Regions from separate parts of the Mus musculus genome. Here region 1 is linked to region 2. Evidence: chromatin contacts called from ENCODE Hi-C or POLR2A ChIA-PET data. All regions are on one chromosome and are shown on one strand. The core of a region is the stretch at or near the end of the contact, and the rest is flanking DNA. Distances in the headings are between cores, read along the strand shown. Region 1 holds the start of Mlec (malectin). Region 2 holds the start of Acads (acyl-Coenzyme A dehydrogenase, short chain).

Evidence for each region. Hi-C counts contacts between places; a loop is a spot of excess contacts on that map. ChIA-PET counts read pairs that join two places held with the same protein, here RNA polymerase II (POLR2A).
Region 1: POLR2A ChIA-PET joins it to region 2 with 73 read pairs in Patski. The contact joins the promoter of Mlec here to the promoter of Acads in region 2. A Hi-C loop is called at or near these places in 21 of 37 maps with a recorded cell type or tissue (CH12.LX, T-helper 17 cell, T-helper 2 cell and 7 more). POLR2A ChIA-PET finds 5 or more read pairs at or near these places in 4 of 5 experiments (Patski and embryonic stem cell).

The regions. Positions count from the first base shown.
Region 1 is chr5:115,156,878-115,159,577 of GRCm38, forward strand. Mlec (malectin) reads right to left here and starts at 1,299. Exons shown (of 5, transcript NM_175403.3): 1 at 926-1,299. The coding sequence starts at 1,157. It overlaps Gm35465 (a long non-coding RNA gene), which reads left to right and starts at 2,622. Exons shown (of 2, transcript XR_387598.3): 1 at 2,622-2,700.
Region 2 is chr5:115,118,064-115,120,763 of GRCm38, forward strand. It overlaps Acads (acyl-Coenzyme A dehydrogenase, short chain), which reads right to left and starts at 1,283. Exons shown (of 10, transcript NM_007383.3): 1 at 1,162-1,283. The coding sequence starts at 1,207.

The DNA.
Region 1 (2,700 bases), core at 49-2,548, 39 kb after region 2:
AACCTATAACAGAAGTGCCTAGGGCAGAGACCCGAGTCCCAGCTAGTTAAGTTAAAAAAAAAAAAAAAAGTTTGTCTACTGTGTCTAGAGACTGCCCAGGAACCTGTATTTTTAACCATCTGTTCTCAAAAATTCTCATTTGGCCGTTGTGAACCTGTATTTTTAACCATCTGCCCTCAAAATTCTCATTTGGCCGTTGTGAACTGTGAAACTCTGTAAAACCCACTTTCCCCCTAAGCTGGGATCAAACGTCTTACGATCACCCGGGGGTCACACTCAAACCTTACACAGGTTGACCTCATAGGCAGGATGGGCTGCGATATACCGACACCCGTCGGGTGGCTTTGACTTTTAAGCATACAAATTCCAAAGGAGGGGAGGGGAGGGGTGCCACAGTCAAACTTTCCCGTACTATTCCCCCTTCGAAGACTCCCTGCCGTTCTGGCGAAGAATCAAGCCTCAGTCCCGGGCTTGGAAGGGGCACGGAAAACGGCGGGTGATCTGTAGGGTGGGCAAAGCATCTCCTGGAAACCGTCGCGATGGATGGCAGAGCAGCGGAGTCGATGACCTCCAACCTGCGAGGCCTCCAGGCGCCAGGCAAAAGGCCACCCTTGCCTTTTACATTCCCAGCTTGGGTGGGATGAGGGGCTGGGGCAAGGTAAAATGAGAAAGGGTCTAAATATAAACTTCTCGCCAACTCTATGCCTCGATGGCTCTTGGAAGCTTCCAGTCAGGGCTAGGCCCTGGGTCCTGGCCAGGTCCCTGGAGGGTGGGGGGTTGGGGGGCTGGGGGTAGGTTCACTGCAGAGAGAAACTTCGTTCCAAGGCTGTGGTCTCCCGGCTGGAGAGGAAGGGGTTCGAGGCCCGCAGCTGCGCCCTGCTCCCAGGCTGCGGACCCCCCCAGGCTCGGCCGGAGGGGCTCTCACCTCGGCCCACCCGGCCTTCCAGAGGGTCCTTGCGGAAGTGGATCCCGTGCACGTCCACATGCGCCTCGCCGCCTGCGTTCACTGCCCAGATGACGCTCTCCGGCAGTCCGGCCCCGGCGGCGCCGACCACGCCGAGCCCCGGACCCCGGAGCTTCGGTCCCAGCAGCAGCAGCAACAGAAGCAGCCGGAGAAGCGCCACAGCGGTTCCCTCGGCTCCCCGGGGCCTCAGCATGGCGGCCACCACGGCGGGGGCAGCCCCTGCCGACCCTCGTCCTCGGCCGGCCGCCCCCAACTCAGGAGAACAGCGCAGCGGACCGTTCTGCCTCGGCAACCCGGGACATGTCGCTCTCAGGGCCTCCTCCTCCTCCTCCTCCACCTCCTCGGCCTTGGGGCGCCGCCTCCCACCTCGGGAGCAACCTACCCCGACGCCCAGCCCTCAGCCCGGAGCGCCTCAGCCAATCAGAGGGAGGCCCTCATGAATTACCCACCACCCCGCCGAGAGCGGCCGCGCCATTGGCTGGTGCGTCCGGGGAGGGGAGTGGCCGCGCCTAGGCTCCGGCCCAACCACGGGGCACGAGAAGGAGCGCGCGCCCAGGGAGGGAGTTCGGTTGAAGCGGCGGTTCCATGCGGAAGTGGCGGGTGCAGCGCCCAGGCCGCCCCGGAATCCCACAGTCGACTGGGAAAGGTGGCCTGGGCCGGGGAAGGTTTAGAGAAGGGCGCACTGACACGTCGCCAACACTTCCGGTGCTCTAGAGCTGGGGACCGAGTCAGCTCAGAAGGGGGCGTTGCCGCCTTTTCCATCCCTCCTCCTTCAACTCAGAAAGCAAGAGCCCAGGCTCTTGCAAGCCGAGCGATGGTTTGTCCCCGGGTGGAGCATCGGGGCCCGTCTCTCCCTTGGATGCCATGTGAACAGGTGGCGGGACACGCGAGTCCCGCGAGGATACGGTCCCCACCGTCACCCCTTAGCAGGCGCTTGGTGTGTGGTAGCGTCCAGGAGGCCGTCCAATCAGAATGCTCCAACGCAGCGGAAACGCGTGGCTGTTAGGGGGAGGGGGCTCCAGGGTGCCTGCGTCTCCATGGCGACGGTCCCTGGCGGGCCTGGAAACCTAAGTGGAGCTAGGGGCTTCCTCCTCCTCCTCCTGCTGGGGACCACTGGCACGACCCGAGCTCCCTGCTTTGGCATTTCACACAGCGCTCTTCTGCGTTATTGTCCATGCCCTTGGGTATCTGCCTCAACTCCCATTTTTCCGACCCAGCCAAGCGGGGGAAGTGGAATCATTTGTTCCATAAGTACTTATCCTGTCCATACAGATAATGCGGACAAAACATGGAAAGCCCGGTTGAATTTGATTTTTGAGGTTCAGAAAAAGGAACATAAAACAACTCTGGGCGCGCTGACGCCAGGTGACGCGTGCCTGTATTCTCAGAGGTTAAAGCAGGATGATTACCGGGAGTTTTAAAAGGCCAGCTTGAGCTCCAAGAGTGCGATCCTGTCTCTATAACAATAAATAGGAGGCTGGAAAGATGGCTCGGTGTCTAGAGCGCTAGCTGCTTTGGCAGAGAACATGGGTTTTTTTACCCCCAGTCCCCTTAAGGCTGCTAAGGATGTGGGGGCCCAAAGGCCAGGAGGTCGTGGCACATGCCTTTAATCCCAGCACTTGGGAGGCAGAGGCAGGCGGATTTCTGAGTTCGAGGCCAGCCTGGTCTACAAAGTGAGTTCCAGAACAGCCAGGGCTATACAGAGAAAAACTAAAAAAAAAAGAAGGGGTCGCGGT
Region 2 (2,700 bases), core at 33-2,532:
ACCAGGCTACAGAGTGGCTAATTGTCTGTAATGAAAGGTCCAGAGGATCCAACACACTCTTCTGGCCTCTGTGGGACACGGCACACTTATGCAGGCACACATGCAGGCAAAGCACTCATACAAATAAAAATAAAAATAAACTTTTAAGAAAAAAAAAGAGCACCACTCCACCCCCCCACCCCCCACCCCCCCACCCCTGTCTCAATAGAAAAAAAAAAAAATGTATTGATACAATGTCAACAGAGTGTTACAGAAAAGCCCAGGCTAACTGAATGCTTAACTGCTCGCTAAACACTTCCTCCATATAATCCCATTTACAACACCTCGGAAATGGATTTTAAGTTTCACTGGGTCTGGGGTCTGGGAGTTCTATAAAATGTGGACAAGAACAGAACTCAGCTCCCGGCAGTGGAAAGATTAAAGAAGTACTTAATGGCTTATTTAACACTGATCTAATTGTTAATGTGACTCTGGATTAGCCAAAGGAAGCGGTGGCCATAGTGTCAGGGCTGCTGCACAGGAGAGGAAACACTATTAAAAATAAGTATGCCGGGCGTGGTGGCTCACGCCTTTAATCCCAGCACTCAGGAGGCAGAGGCAGGCGGATTTCTGGCTGGTCTACAAAGTGAGTTCCAGGACAGCCAAGGCTATACAGAGAAACCCTGTCTCGAAAAACAAAACAAAAACAAACAAACAAAAAAGTAAATGCTAACGTTAAGAAAACACGTTAGATGCCAACCACGATGCATCCTGTGATTTAATAGAGCTCTGAGGATGGAAACAGTTGACACTTGGACCACTTGATGCAGAGAGGTTGAGAGTTATGTCCAAGGTCATAGGTCGGAGTTAAATGCCAAGCCCCTCCCCCCACCCCCCGCCATGAAGGACCAACTCACCCAGAACCTCAGCTAGGACTGAAATGGCGTAAGGGGTGTGGATAGGGCCGCATAAGGGGAGCTGGCGATGAGGGACCCGCGGGAAAAGCGCCGAGCAGGAGCCCGGATCCCTCAGAGTCTGGGCCTTGCACCGGCCAGAGGCTACCAAACTAGGACAAAGGCCACGCGCAGCCACTGGGTGCTGCCCACTCGTCTGCCCGGGGCCACAGCAGGACCGGCCGCCAGGATCTCCGCCCTGTGACCCGCCCTGGGGCTCCGCACTCACCTCTACGGAGAGGGCCACGGGCCCGGGCGAGCAAGGCGGCAGCCATGGGCACAGACCTCCAGGACCTCCTGCAGCAGCTCTGGAGTTCCGGACGGCAGGGGCAGGGCCTGGGCCACGCCCACACGGCTGCAGGGGCGGGGCCGGCGCCGAGCCCGGGCCACGCCCACCGGGCCGCAGGGGCAGGCCTGAGACAGGCTCACGACCTAGGGTCCGGGCCTCACCCAGGAAGTCAACTTAATTCCAGCGACTTCTGAGCCTGAGGCAGAATTGCAGGTTCTCCCTGTATTACGGAGTAAATTCAAGCCCAGCTTGGGCAACTTTGCAGTATCTTCAAAATGAAAGTTTAAAGAGGGCGTGAGGAGGTCCTCCCTGCCTAGCAGACATAAGGCGCTGGGTTCAGTTTTAGGGAGAGAAGAGAAGAGCTAGCACCTACTCCTGCCCACCCACTTCTGCATCCTGTCAGCTGTCAGCGTAATCCCTGGCTCCCTGACCATCTTTGCTCGGCCACACAAGGCAGGCAGCTTTTGCCCTCTTGCCTGGATTTCATGCTACCATTCCTAGCCCACAGTTTTACATCCAGCCTTTTATTTTACTTATTTATTTACTATTCATCTCTCACACTAGTCTGTGGATTCCAAAAGGGCTGGAAGGGGGCTGGTGAGATGGCTCAGTGGGTAAGAGCACCCGACTGCTCTTCCGAAGGTCCAGAGTTCAAATCCCAGCAACCACATGGTGGCTCACAACCATCCGTAATGAGATCTGACTCCCTCTTCTGGAGTGTATGAAGACAGCTACAGTGTATGTACATAAAATAATAAAATAAATCTTTAAAACAAAACAAAACAAAAAACAAAAAGCCTGGAAGGCTCAGTATCTAGCCCATTGCATGGGGATGCTGGGCAGGAAGATTCCCTCCAGCCCTCAGATGTGAATGTGAAACAGAGCTACTGTCTTCTGCACCTCGTGGGGGGGGGGGGGGCAGAGCCCTGCTGGGAGTAGGGGTACTGCCCATTAACTCCAAGGGTTGAGGGTTGAGTCCTAGCACCCTCAGAACAACTTCGCTCGGTCCCAGAGACTGTCAGTGTCATTAGCTCCCTGGTTTACATGCACCCTACATATCTGCTCACTGAACTTCACAGCCCACCACTACCTAGAAAACAATACACTGAAGAGAGGGTGGTAGTTTAGACTGCAAATGATCCCATCTGTCCATTTCTTCCCCCACCCCCAAAGTCTGGAACTGCCTTTAAAGGGGGGGGGGGGCTTTCAAATAACGTGCTGACTCTTTGCCCAATCCTCTGGTCATCCATCCGTCTTCCCTACCTGGTCACCAGACAGAACCGGATGGAAGACGAAAGAGAGACACTGGAGCCTGAGAGGTGGTGCAGAGGGTAGACTTCACATGTGAGCATGACCTGAGTTGGAACCCCAGCATCCATTTGACCTGGGTGCAGGATTCCATCCGATGGGGACTGCAAAGACAAGGATTCTGGGAGCTCACTGACATCCAGTCTAAAGGGGCTGGTGAGTTCCTGCTTC